Linked DNA regions of Homo sapiens: region 2 is linked to region 1. Evidence: chromatin contacts called from ENCODE POLR2A ChIA-PET data. All regions are on one chromosome and are shown on one strand. The core of a region is the stretch at or near the end of the contact, and the rest is flanking DNA. Distances in the headings are between cores, read along the strand shown.

The links. ChIA-PET counts read pairs that join two places held with the same protein, here RNA polymerase II (POLR2A).
Region 2: POLR2A ChIA-PET joins it to region 1 with 11 read pairs in activated T-cell. The contact joins the promoter of CD300LF here to the enhancer-like site in region 1. POLR2A ChIA-PET finds 5 or more read pairs at or near these places in 2 of 52 experiments (MCF 10A and activated T-cell).

The regions. Positions count from the first base shown.
Region 1 is chr17:74,231,816-74,238,939 of GRCh38, reverse strand. It overlaps TTYH2 (tweety family member 2), which reads right to left. Exons shown (of 14, transcript NM_032646.6): 4 at 1,426-1,646. Among named protein-coding and RNA genes, the nearest start is that of TTYH2, 22 kb to the right of the region's middle. Within about 2 kb of position 3,924, at least 8 of the 41 ENCODE cell types and tissues checked have a DNase peak (open chromatin) inside an H3K27ac peak, as active enhancers do.
Region 2 is chr17:74,708,803-74,715,926 of GRCh38, reverse strand. It overlaps CD300LF (CD300 molecule like family member f), which reads left to right and starts at 3,004. Exons shown (of 7, transcript NM_139018.5): 1 at 3,004-3,103. The coding sequence starts at 3,061. It also overlaps a transcript of RAB37 not described here.

The sequences.
Region 1 (7,124 bases), core at 2,675-5,174:
CAGGAGTTTGAGACCAGCCTGGGCAACAAAGCAAGACCCCTATTTCTAAAAAAAAATTTTTTTTTTTTTTTTGAGATGGAGTTTCCCTCTTGTTGCTGAGGCTGGAGTGTGATGGCATGATCTTGGCTCACTGCAACCTCCACCTCCTGGGTTCAAGCAATTCTGCTGCCTCAGCCTCCCAAGTAGCTGGGATTACAGGCATGCGCCACCACGCCCAGCTAATTTTGTATTTTTTAGTAGAGACAGGGTTTCTCCATGTTGGTCAGGCTGGTCTCGGACTCCCGACCTCAGGCGATCTGCCTGCCTTGGCCTCCCAAAGTGCTGGGATTATAGGTGTGAGCCACCAGTCCCAGCTGCAAAAAAAAATTTTTTTAAACTAGCCAGGTGTGGTTGTATGCCTGTAGTCCCAGCTACTCAGGAGGCTGAGGCGGGAGGATCACTTGAGCCCAGGAGTTCAAGGCTACAATGAGCCATGATCACACCACTGCACTCCAGCCTGGGTGACAGAGTGAGATACTGTCTTAAAAAGAAAGAAAAAAAAAGTGAGTCTGGGGACACAGCCTCATTCCTCCCTTGTGCCTCCTCCACGCTTAGGCCCAGGCCCTGGGAGCACAATGACTTGTAGGTCAGAGCCTCCCCTGATGGCAACTTCTTAGCACCCTTAGCCGGGTGCTCATCTCCTCAACCCCCCATAACCCTGTGGCTGTGTCTGTGGATACAAGAAATCCTGTCCCATGAACTCTGGCAGGCGAGGAACCTATGAAGCATGTGGCGTTTCCACCCTGCACCAGCCACGAAGAATGCTAGTCCCAGAGAAGCACCCCACCGTGTGCGGGAGGCTGAGGCCAGGTCCAGCCTTTGGCGCGGGGAGTGTGAGCACATCCCTGTCCTCTGTAGCCTCTGCTGCCTATCTATTAAGGAGGCTATCCTGCATGCTCACCACGTGGCCCCTGTAAGCCCCCATGTTCTCCTGATTTTGGCCAATGGCTTATCAAGACTTTCTGGTGGGCTGGGCATGGTGGCTCACGCCTGTAATCCCAGCACTTTGGGAGGCTGAGGCCAGTGGATCACTTGAGGCCAGGAGCTCGAGAGACTAGCCTGGCCAACATGGTGAAACTCTGTCTCTACTAAAAATACAAAAATTAGTCTGGCGTGGCGGCACACACCTGTAGTCCCAGCTACTTGGGAGGGAGGCTGAGGCAAGAGAATCTCTTGAACCCCGGAGGTAGAGATTGTAGTGAGCTGAGATCGTGCCACTTCACTCCAGCCTGGGCAACAGAGCAAGACTCTGTCTTAAAAAAACAAAACAAAAAAAAAATACTTTCCAGTGGCCCTTCTCCACCTGGAGCTCAACATGCAGGTTTGGATAAACAAAGCTGATGTAGCCGCTGCTGCCCCTCCCTCTGCCTCCCACCGGTCCTTCACCTGTAGTACTCCACGTAGCCAGTCTGGTCGGATAGCTTGGTCAGCTCCATGGTGACCTCCCTCCACACGGGCAGTCCTGAGAGCTGAACAACAACGCTGCCCGCCATCTGCTGTATGAACTTCAGGGTCTGCAGGTAATCGCCCCGGGCAGCAAAGATCTCACTGAGCCGGGCCAGGTGCTGCTCTAGGTCCACCTTCATCTTCTGGGTAGTTCCGGAAACCTAGGGAGGAGCAGGGGGCAAAAGCCATGGAGGTAGAGCTTCTGATTCTCATCCCGGAAGAGGTCTTTGCAGGCAGCAGAAGGTGGCCTGGCCAGGTGCGATAATTACGCTCATGCCTGTCATCCCAGCACTTCGGGAGGCTGAGGCAGGCGGATTGCTTGAACCCAGGAGTTTGAGACCAGCCTGGGCAACACAGTGAGACCCTGTCTCTACAAAAAAATATATAAAAATTAGCCAGGTGTGGTGGCATGTACCTATAGTCCTAGCTACTTGGGAGGTTGAGGCAGGACAATCACTTGGACCCGGGAGGCGGAGTCTGCAATGAGTCAAGATCGCACCATTGCACTCCAGCCTGGGCGACAAGAGTGATACTCTGTGTCGAAAAAAAAAAAAAAAAAGCTGGCCTGGCCTGCTTAGGCATGAATGAACACACCATGCTGCCCCAGGCCTGAAGATCTCGAGCCTGTGCCCCTGGAGGAAGGACTGAAGACAGAGGCCGCCACTACCCACCCAGTCCTCATGTCCCTCAAACCAGGGGGCAGTCCCTGACCTGGCCTTAAACAGGATCTGGGCTCCGAGAGAGAGAATGCTGGCGCCAAAGGAGCACACCATTATGTGTTGCAGGCTGAGGCCAGGTCTAGCCTCTGGCGCTGGGAGTGTGGGCACATCCCTGCCCTCTGGAGCCTCTGTTGCTCTCTACTAAGGAGGCTATCCTGTGTGCCCACCACGTGGCCCCTGCTGTAAAGGGCTGGAATAAACGTATGCATTCATTACTATACCTTACTATATACAGAGACACCCAGATGGAGAAACCAACAAAATAATCCATTATTCTTTGAAGATTCTCTTAAAACTTTCAGCACTTTGGCTTACAAATTCTCTTTTAGAGAAACAGACTCTATGTTGCTACCTTGACCTTGTATCCCCACAATAGGATTTCTAATTGTTCTATAAGAGAAAAGCTTTGTTGTGGCACTAGCCGCAGCACACCGGGTCCTGAACGCTGAGTGAAGGCAGGACAATGGGACTTTGCAAAAACAAAAACAGCTGCGATCCTGTCTCTGAGGAGCCTGGACATGAGGCAGGAGGAGGAAACCGGCGCCTTCTCCTTGTATTCACATCCTCCCCTGGATGTGTGTCCTGCTGGGTGGGCAGACAGGCTCCTGTCCCTTGGCTGAGCCCTAAGGGCCTGGGGTTGAGTGGACCCTGAAGGAAACATCTGCCAATGCAAGACAGAAATAGAAAGTTGACGGCTGGCCATCCAGTTAAAAACATTATTTATTTATTTATATTTAAAGGTACTGCTCCTTGCAGAGCAGGGCTACCCTCTAGGCAGTGTGCCAGAGTAGCCCGTTCATCCATTTCTTTCTTTCTCTTTTTTGTTTTTTTTTTTTTTTTGAGATGGAGTCTCGCTCTGTGTCACCCAGGCTGGAGTGCAGTGGTGCAATCTTGGCTCACTGCAACCTCCGCCTCCCGGGTTCAAGTGATTCTCCTGCCTCAGCCTCCCTCCCAAGTAGCTAGGACTACAGGTGTGCACCACCATGCCCGGCTAATTTTTGTATTTTTAGTGGAGACAGTTTCACCATGTTGGCCAGGCTGGTCTCTCGAGCTCCTGGCCTCAAGTGATCCACCCACCTCGGCCTCCCAAAATGCTGGGATTGCAAGCATGAGCCACCACGCCCGGCCATGTGCATCCATTTCTAATGGTCCAAGTGGTCAACCCTAGCTGGCTTTTGAAGAGCACAGGCAGGGCTCGTACTGGTTAGCGGGACTTTCCCACAGCCCAGACCCAGGGTGCCTGCAGAACCCCGGGGTGCAGCTTGGCAGCCCCAAGCACGCCCTTGCTGGCAGCGAGCGGAGAAAGGGCTTTGTTGTTCTGAAACTGTCACACTAAACCAAGAAGCACAACGGGCCGGGAGTGGGGCAGTGTGCACTAATCCACACTCGGCAGCCTTCAGCTCCCACGGGTCTGGGAGATAAAAACGACACAGAAGAAGAGGCAGAAACTTCCCACAGTGAGATCAGCAAGGCCGATTAGATTCCACTCTCGGAGGCCAACGGTGTTCTCTGTGTTATGGGGACTTCACATCAGCTGTGTGGCCTTTTACATCTGCGCTACGCTGGGAGTTCCTAGTTCCAGAAAAGAGAATGGCTCTCTTTGTTTCATTTTGTTTTATTTTTTCAGTGTCAGCGGCTTGTTCCGTTTTCTGGCTTATGCTTGGTTCTTACGAGTTGGTTAAGGACTAAGAGATACCAGAGTACGGAGACACTCTACCATGTGCAGATTCGACAGCCCGAAGCACAGGGGAAAAGACCCCAAACCATGTAAAAGTACATTCAGTAACTAAATGTCATGCTAGTACACTTGGCTGTTCAATTTAATAAGATAAATGTACAACCACTTTGGAAACATTTATACAAATGGCACTATCATCAAAGAATAGTGCCATTCTGAACAAACCCAGTAATAGGTGACATTTCTATATTTCTATATTTCTATAAATCAAACAAACTTCAGAGTAAAGGGCTGTTAAAAAATTATCTGTAAACTTTTTCTGTGAGGCCACTTGTTTTCTCCCTCACAGTTCTACTCTCTCACAGTTAACTTCTCTATTTCTTAAACTCCTCCTTAGGGGGAAAAAAAAAGAAGGCAGTATTTGTATTTGTCATGCCTTCTCTTTCTTCCTGATATTTTCCCACAGGAAACAAAACTAAAAAATTGTTTTTTTGAGATGGGGTCTCGCTATGCTGCCCAGGCTGTTCTTGAACTCCTAGGCTCAAAAGATCCTAAAATTTTAAAAAATAAGAATGACAGCAGTGACCTACTTACAACTCCCCACTTCTCTATACCATCCCCAATTCCTTAAAGTTTCAGGACATAATACTCCCCGCAGGGACAGGTGGGATGACCCAGAGATGGAATCAGGCTCTCTCTCACGGAAAGCTCTGAGAACAGGAGGGACAGGTCAGTTTTCCAGGCTGGGCAGACTTAGGGACGAGCTACAGGTGGCGGAGACCACGGTCTAGAGGAAAGAGCAGTTCTCAAGTGTGGTCCCGGGACTAGGGGCGTAAGATGCACCCCCTGGGAACTCACTCACAAAAGCAAAAGCTCTCAGCCCTGCCCCAGGACCGCTGAAGCGGAACCTCTGGGGGCAGGGCCCTGCAATCAGTGTTTACCAACCCTTCCAGGTGATTCTGATGCAAGCTCAAGTATGAAAACTTCTGGGAGGGAGGACTCTCCAGCGCTCAGTGAGCTTATCTGGAAGTGTGGATGGGCCAGGTCAGTGGAGGTAAGGGGCTAAGACCAGGAGGCCTGGGTTCTGGTTTCTGCTCTGAAACATACACATTTTCAACCTCGGGTCAGCAATGCAACCTCCCTGTGCCTCAGTTTCTACATCTGAGGGCTGCCCATCAGCCTGCTGCAGACTCACATGAGAGAGCCTGGAGGGGCCGTGCTGGCTACCAGGTACAGGAAGTTTTGGTATCCCAAAACGACTCCTCTCTACTCCCCTAGACTGGGGCGTGCAGCCCTCCCAGGACCGCCTGATCCCTGAACCACCGCCCCTACCCACCAAGGCACAGGTGTCCCTCTAGTTGGACGTGCATAGGTATGGGGCTTCCAGTCCAGGAAAGGAGGACTTGGAGCAGGGCCCACCCCACTCTGTGGGTGCATCCCTAGAGGGCTTCTTGTTGGCCACTCAGCTGCATGATCTGGCCTCTGGCAAGGCCCAGATCCAGGTCCTGCCTGACCTGTCGACGAGTCCCCCATCTGCCTCTGCCGCCCACAGCGTCCTGGATCCCAGCCTCCCGCTGACCCCAAGGTGATTACAGTAATTAATAGCACTCATAATCACAGTCATACAGCTGAGTGTACTTTACAGTCTACCAGCACTTTCACTGACATTATCTCACTAGTCATTTATCTGATATCCGGACTTCTCCCCTTGGATCTGGGAAGTCTTCTAAGATCTGCTGCCTCCCCTGGAGCCCTGAGGACTGGTGTGCTGGGTGTCCACTCTGAGGCCCAAACCAGCCTCACAGGTCCTAGTAAGGACCCAGTGCCACCTTTCCACCTGGAGGCAAGGCAGCAGCTACACCTGGGCCCTAGGGGTTCACGCCAGAGGGGGAGGTGACCACCCACAGGCTGGAGGCAGCTATGGGCTGGCTGGACCAGTGTGAAGCCCTGGGACTCCTGACCTCACTTCTCGGTAACAACGGAGAGGACGAGGGGCTGATCTCCAGGGATACAGAACCCTTCTCTTTGGGAACACAGGGGATTTCAGAGAGTGGGGCCTGCTGTGAAATGTCCAAACCTGGCCCTGGAGCAGGGATTTCAGAGAGTGGAACCTGCTGTGAAATGTCCAAACCTGGCCCTGGAGCACCATCAGGCCATGGGGTGGGAGGCCCCAGCCTGGGGGCCCGTTCCAGCTCCCCTCCCTGGCAGCTCTCGTCCTGTGGGATAGGGACTTCTAGGACTTGATGTTTTCCCATAAGGGAGTTCTGGGAGTTTCTCTAAACCCGTGAAGGTCATGGCCCTGGTGCCTTCCTGGGCAGGGCAGGGGATTTTCCTCTCGGGGCTAGGTTCCTCCTCCAGTGATCCTGGTGCTGGTGGGTGAAGAGGAGGCAGGCAGCAGGATGGCAGGGAGGGGCAGAGAGAGCCTAGAGGGCAGTGACCATGGGGCCCTTCCCCACCAGGGCCTGGGGCAAGGGTGGGTGCCCAGAGGGAGAGTTCTCCCCAGGCAGGCCACACCTCTGCCTCCCAGGCCTGAGCTGGCTGTCCCTCAGCTCCTCCAACCCAGCCGCCCCAGCTCACCGCGCAAGGCTGTTCCAGACTAGCATCTCCGCACTGGGACTCAGCGCTCAGCTAAGGGGATGGGTCCCAGTGGACACGGGCGGTGGAATGAACTCTGCAAAGGACCAGGGCCCCTGGTTTTGTAGCCACCCTCAGCCCCTTTCTGGAGGCCAGGGCCTCCTCCCACAATTGACTTGGGCACGGAGGAGCAGCACAGCTGTCTCTTTAAGGTGACACCCCCGACCCCCCTTGTTGACTGAGGGATTAAAGCCTTAGAGGAGCTTAAGGGAGCAGGAGGGGGGCAAATGGGGTCCAATCCTCTTCTGGAGGATGCCGGGGCAATGGCCAAATTCTCCTGTTGGGGCTGGATTTTGTGGCAGAGGCTGCTCGGATAAGCAGCTGAAAAGGTCTGGTGCTTAGAGTGAGAATGACGTGTGTGGGGGCCAAGGTCAAACTGTGGGAAAACTCCAATTCCAGGCAGCTGGGGTAGAAAAGGCAGAGGCAGTTTTCAGGGAACCAAGTCCTCAGATGTCCACCCTTGTCGTGCTCCTCCCTGGGCCAGGTCCCCAGCAGAGGGGTGGCAGCCCCAGCAAAAGGCTCGTGTGTATCAGGCAGCGTCTGCCACAAAATCCAGCCCTGGCTTGGCAGAGTAGCCTTCCCCTTCCCCTAAGAGTCTGACACCTCCT
Region 2 (7,124 bases), core at 1,755-4,254, 480 kb before region 1:
TCCTTAGTAGCTAGAATTACAGACATCCACCACCATGCCCGGCTAATTTTTTGTATTTTTTAGTAGAGATGGGGTTTCGACATGTTGGCCAGGCTGGTCCTGAACTCCTGACCTCAGGTGATCCGCCTGCCTCAGCCTCCCAAAGAGTTGAGATCACAGGTGTAAGCCACCGTGCCCGGCCTGAATTCTCTGTTCTTGTTTCAAAGGGGAATCCTTCTTGGGGAGGCCAGGTCTGGGAGAGGCCACGATCAGAGGGTCTGGCCACAGGCAGTTCTAACAGACAGTGCTGTTCCCTCCTTGTTGCTCATGCCCAGGAGAAGAAAGCTTACCCCACCACCCTCGATGCATCTGCCCCTTGTTTTTCAGGGCAGCCCCCATTCCTGGTCCTTTTTCCTGGAAGCCAATGGCTTCCCTACTGCAGAGGGCTGATTGCTCTCTGAGTATCTGCATGGTGCCCTGGGCAGAGGACCTATTGACATGCAGCAGGGACCAAAGGGCTGGCCAAGCCCTCACCCCGGATTCTTGACCTACTTTATGGTCTGCAGATATGTAAAGCGAGAAGCCATCTCTGGCCACGTCCTGGAAAAGCCATGGCTTATCAGCTGCTGTGGTTTTCTGTGCAAATAACCCTCTGCACACCCACTCATTCCTGATTAGGGTGTGAGGGGGTTGCGTCCCTCTTTGAGACTCACTCCCTTGTCAAGATGTCACAGGGTGTATGTGACACATGGCAAAAGTGGCTCCAGGTGCAGAAGGTGAGAAAGGTCTAATCCTTTTATTTATTTTTATTTATTTATTTATTTTGAGATGGAGTTTCACTCTTGTTGCCCAGGCTGTAGTGCAATGGTGCGATCTCAGCTCACTGCAATCTCCACCTCCTGTGTTCAAGTTATTCTCCTGCTTCAGCCTCCTGAGTAGCTGGGATTATAAGCACCCACCACCACACCCGGCTAAGTTTTGTATTTTTAGTAGAGACGGGGTTTTGCCATGTTGGCCAGGCTGATCTCGAACTCCTGACCTCAGGTGATCCACCTGCCTTGGCCTCCCAAAATGCTGGGATTACAAGTGTGAGCCACTGAGTCTGGCCCTTCCTAATCCTTTTATATCCCCAGTCCCGACCCTAGGGACTTGCTGGGGTCTTGATGGGAAAGGAGAGATGGGGGATGGACATGATTGTCAGAAGGAGGAGAGTGAGGGGCAAAACTGGTCCTTCCTTTCTTCCTTCCTTCCTTCAACAAATAGTTATAAGGTGAGGGGTGGAGCGAGGGGATAATAGTCCTGAGCAATGAACTGGTTTCCTCAGGTAGACCCCCTGGTACAATGGACAGGTTTCTGGAAGATTCCAGATGTAGGTATCCCTGGGATCTCACCTGGTGGGCTGGGGTACAGCAGTAGGAGCTTCCTTCGTGTTCTCAGGACAAAGCGCCTCTTGTCAGTGGGCCAGTAGTTCCCTGCTTGCATCTCCCTTCTCTCTGAACCTCTCTGTGCGTGCGTGTGTGTGTGTGTGTGTGTGTGTGTGTGTGTGTGTGTTTAAAGAGACAGCGTCTGCTCTGTTGCCCAGGCTGGAGTACAGTGAACAGTGGCTCAATCATAGCTCACTGCAGTTTCGACCTCTTGGGCTCAGGTAATCCTCAGGCCTTAGCTTCCCAGATTGCTTGGACTACAGGCATGCATGACTCTGCAGAACTAATTATTATTATTATTGTTATTATTTTTGAGACAGAGTCTTGCTCTGTTGCCTAGGTTGGAGTTCAGTGGTGCGATCTGGGTTCACTGCAACCTCTGCCGCCTGGGTTCAAGTGATTCTCCTACCTCGGCCTCCCGAGTCACTGGGATTACAGGTGAATGCTACCACGCCCAGCTAATTTTTGTATTTTTTAGTAGAGATGGGGTTTCACCATTTTGGCCAGGCCGGTCTCTAACTCCTGACCTGGAGTGATCTGCCTACCTTGGCCTCCCAAAGTGTTGGGATTACAGGCATGAGCCACCATGCCTGACTTTTTTTTTTTTTTTTTTTTTTTTTTTTTGTGGAGATGAAGCCTTGCCATGTTGCCCAGGCTGGTCTTGAACTCCTGGCCTCAAGTGATCTTCCTGCCTCAGCCTCCTAAAGTGCTGAGATTACAGGTGTGAGCCACCGTACCTGGCCTTGTAGTCTGGGGTTGGATACCCAATCTCCTCATAGCTGCCTTCCAACCTTTGGTCTGGAATCTCTCCTCTGGCTTTCTGACTTTGGCCACAAGTGCCCCTCAATCCTCTTGAACTTCTGGCCTTCTGGGCTCCCAAGCATCTGGCTACACCTGAAGCTCCAGGTTTAGGACATCGTGTCTATCAGCCGTGGCTCTCCAGGACCCCTCTGGTGGAGCCGCGTGCCCCTGCCCCCAGCCAACCCACCAGGTTTGGAGGATTGGATAAGGGCTGGCCAGACCCAGTGGATCTGTCTGCAGGTTTCCACATGACAGAGGAGCCACGAAGTTCTCTTTTTAGAGAACCCACGGTGGCTGTGTACAGAGAGGTACTTCTCAGAAGCTGATGATTCCTGTGACCCCTTGCATTGTCAACTGCCTCGAAATTTCACCCTTTCCACCTCCTTCCTCTTTTTTTTTTTTTTTTTGTTTTTGTTTGAGACAGAGTCTTGTTCTGTCACCCAGGCTGGAGTGCAAGTGGCACGATCTCGGCTCACTACAACCTCCGCCTACTAGGTTCAAGCGATTCTTCTGTCTCAGCCTCCTGAGTAGCTGGGACTACAGGTGTGCGCCACCACGCCTGGCTAATTTTTGTATTTCTAGTAGAGACGGGGTTTCACTATGTTGGCCAGGCTGATCTTGAACTCCTGATCTCGTGATCCGCCCGCCTTGGCCTCCCAAAGTGCCAGGATTACAGGCCTGAGCCACGGTGCCCAACCAACCACCTCCTTCCTCTTTTAGTCTCTTTCACCCATGGGAAGTGACTGAAGGAGGAAGTTCAAGGGCGAGAGTGAGTACCAGCAGAAGGCTGGGAGTCTGTAGTTTGTTCCTGCTGCCAGGCTCCACTGAGGGGAACGGGGACCTGTCTGAAGAGAAGATGCCCCTGCTGACACTCTACCTGCTCCTCTTCTGGCTCTCAGGTGAGCGGGCCTGGGTCTGTCTTCTTGGGGAAGCTTAGCAAGCAGGAGGAGGTGGCTGAGAGAGGGAAGAAGGGACCCGGCCAGAAGGTGTCCTTAATGGCATGAGCCTTGTGCGTTTCATCCACATACCCACCATTCACCTAGCATTTCCGTTGCCAAGGCAGGAATACAGGGCATGACCTTCATAATGAAGCCAGTGCAAGGCAGAATTCCTGACCCCCAGGGGCTGATCATGTGAAATGGACAGACTGTAGGCCCCGCCGGCCAGGGAAAAGCAGAGGAGGAACATGGGCTGCTCAGGAGAGCAGGCGACTGCCTGATCCTGGACTGGGTGATCTGTCACCTGCGTGGAGGTGTTCTGAGCAAGGGCAGGCGTCAGGGAAGAGGTGAGGCTGGAGGACTTTGAAAGGAGGGAAGAGGGAGTTTGCTGGGCAGAGAGGGAGTGGTGGTTCTAGGCATTTGGGGCAGAAGGAAATAGTAGAAGTTGCTGAGGGACGGAAAGGTCAAGAGGAGATAAGACTGGCAGGGACGTAGAGGAAAGGAGGGACTGAGATGTGGGCAGAGCCAGAGGGCAGGAGACACCTTAAGTTGGTGCATACAATTTTTATTAAAAATGAAGGGAGGCCAGGGAAAGAGGCTCATTCCTGTAATCCCAGCACTTTGGGAGGCTGATTGCTTGAGCTCAGGGATTCGAGACCAGCTTGGGTAACATGTGGAAACCCTGTCTCTACAAAAAGTACAAAAATTAGCCAGGTATGGTGGCATGTGCCTATGGTCCCAGCTACTTGGGAGGCTGGAGGCTGAGGCATGAGGATCACTTGAGCCCAGGAGTTGGAGGCTGCAGTGACCTGTAATCACACTACTGCCTTCCAGCATGGGTGACAGAGCGAGACTCTGTTTCAAAAAAAAAAAAAAAAGAAAAAAGAAAAAAGAAAAAAAAAGAAAGAAAACAAAAAAATAATTTCAAGAAGTGAGAAGTGATAAGTACTGTGAGGAAAACAGAACAAGATGATATGTTACAGTGGGACCCAGGTAGGGGGATGCTGTAAGTCAGGTGGGCTGAAACAACCCCCCTGAAGAGGGTCCCAGATGCCTGTCCGAGCCGAGACCTAGGAAAAGGATCAGACACAGGATCGGGACCAGCTTTCCAGGCACAGGGAACAGTAGATACGAGGGCTCTTGTGTAGGAATGAGCTTGGACTGGGCACGTCTGAGGAAGAGGGAGGTCAGCACGGCTTTGCCTCATGCTTCAGAAGATCCTGGTGGGACAGATTGGAGAAAAGGTCTTGGGGAAGAAAGTGACTTGTCCAGGACTGCTAGGCTGGTACAGGAAGAGCAGGGAGTGGCTCATGGACACTTGGCCCCGAGTTTCAGCATGTAAGTGGAGAAGGCAGACTTTGGGTGAGATGTTATGAAATGCATTGGCACAGTGAGACCAGGACAGGTATGGCTGCTTTTTTTCTGACACCTGGAAATGAGAGAATTTGGTAGTGAGCAGATGTGAGAGTCGTGTTGGGAGTGGGAGTGGTTTGGGACCTCTGTCTGAAGTGGGCAGAAAAGCCAGCAGGCACAGCTATGGGCGCCAACATGGAGCCCGGATACCACTGTGAACCTGCATGCATCAGCTCTTGCCAGCCTCTCCTGCAGAACTTCCACCCACAAGCAGCAAGTGTGCTTACCCTGTTTCCCTCTTCTAAATAATTTATCGTTTTAAAACACCCAAGAAAAAAAATACCCATCCGGAAGTTTGTTTTCTGTGAGAAAGGAAGGTTTTTTATTTTTTTTGAGTTGGGGTCTCAGTCTGTTGCCTAGGCTGGAGTGTGGTGGCATGATCATAGCTCACTGCAGCCTCAACTCCTGGGCTCAAGTGATCCTCCTGCCTTGGCCGTCTGAGTTGCTGGGATTAAAAGCATGAGCCACCGTGCCTGGCAAGAACAGATTTTTTGTTTTTTTTTTTGAGACAGAGTCTCGCTCTGTCACTCAGGCTGGAGTGCAGTGGCGCGATCTTGGCTCACTGCAACCTCTGCCTCCCAGATTCAAGTGATTCTTCTGCCTCAGCCTCCCAAGTAGCTGGGATTACAGGTGTGCCAGCATGCCTGGCTATTTTTTTTTTTTTTTCGTATTTTTAGTAGAGATGGGGTTTTACCATGTTGGTTAGGCTGGTCTCGAACTCCTGACCTCAAGTGATCCACCCGCCTTGGCCTCCCAAAGTGTTGGGATTACAGGCGTGAGCCACCGCGCCCAGCCTCACTGTGCTTTTTTTCCATAAGTCTTTATTGTTTCTGTTAAAGTTATTCCTAGGAATTTAATACACTTTTATTGCTAATGTAAATGAGCACTTTTCTACTTTACTTTCCAACTATTTATTAGCAGTTTATAGGAAAGCCATTGATTTTTACATGTTTATTATTTAGCCACTCTATTAAATTCAATTATGAATTAAAATACTTTTTCATTTAAAATTAAAAAATTTTCTCTAACTTTTTTCCCTTTTGATAATTATACATTTTATGTTTTTCCTTATCTTCCTATATTGATTAGAATTTCCAGGCTGGGCACAGTGGCTCACGCCTGTAATCCCAGCACTTTGGGAGGCCAAGGCAGGCGGATCACAAGGTCAGGAGATCGAGACCATCCTGGCTACGGTGAAACCCCATCTCTACCAAAAGTACAAAAAATTAGCTGGGCGTGGTGGTGGGCGCCTGTAGTCCCAGCTACTCAGGAGGCTGAGGCAGGAGAATGGCGTGAACCCGGGAGGCGGAACTTGCAGTGAGCCGAGATTGAGCCACTGCACTCCAGCCTGGGCGACAGAGCCTGACTCCATCTCAAAAAAACAAACAAACAAAAAAGAACTTCCAGAATCATGTTATTATATATATTGGGAATTCATGTTTTGTTTATGATGTCAATAGGAATGCCTATAGTATTTCACTGTTAAGAATAATTTGGCTGGTGATGCATGATGGCTCAAGCCTGTAATCCCAGCACTTTGTGAGGCTAAGGCAGGCAGATCGGTTGAGTCCAGGAGTTTGAGACCAGCTTGGGCAACAAAGTGAGACCTTGTCTCTCCAAAAAAAAAAATACTAGCCTGGTATGGTGGTGCATGCCTGTGGTCCTGTCGTCCCAGCTACATAAGAGGTTACAGCAAAAGGATCACTTGAGCCCAGGACTTGAGGCTGCAGTGACCCATGTTCGTACCAGTGCACTCCGGCCTGGGTGACAGGCGACCAAGCAAGACTCCATCTCAAAAAAAAAAGAATAATTTGGCTCTTGGTTTATGGTGTCCTAAAAGTCTTTTTAATTGTGGAAAATAAAATGTACAAAAAAGTGCATAAAACTTCAACATCCATGTTAACAAATTATTATAAAGTACATATGAATGTCTCGCACTAAGTGTGGTGCTTGCTGAGGTTTTTGATAGACAATCTTTATCAGATAAAGGCAGTTCTCTTAGTTTGCTAAGAGTTTTTAAAAAATCATGAATGAGCGTTGATTCCTATCACTACTTCTCTCTGCACCTAAGATGATCACAAGATTTTTCTCCTTGACTCTGTTAATATGGCATATTACCCTTATTGATTTTCTTTTTTCCTTTTTTTTTTTGAGTCAGTCTTGCTCTGTCTCCAGGCTGGAGTGCAGTGGTGTGATCTTGGCTCACTGCAACCTCCGCCTCCTGGGTTTAAGCGATTCTCCTGCCTCAGCCTCCCGAGCAGCTGGGACTACAGGCGCCCGCCACCACGCCCAGCTAATTTTTTGAATTTTTAGTAGAGACGGGGTTTCACCATGTTGGCCAGGATTGTCTCGATCTCTTGGCCTCGTGATCTGCCTGACTCGGACTCCCAAAGTGCTGGGATTGCAGGTGTAAACCACCGTGCCTGGCCTCCTTATTGATTTTCCTTTTTTTTTTTGAGACGGAGTCTTGCTCTGTCGCCCAGGCTGGAGTGCAGTGGCGCGATCTCGGCTCACTGCAAGCTCCGCCCCCCCGGGTTCACGTCATTCTCCTGCCTCAGCCTCCGAGTAG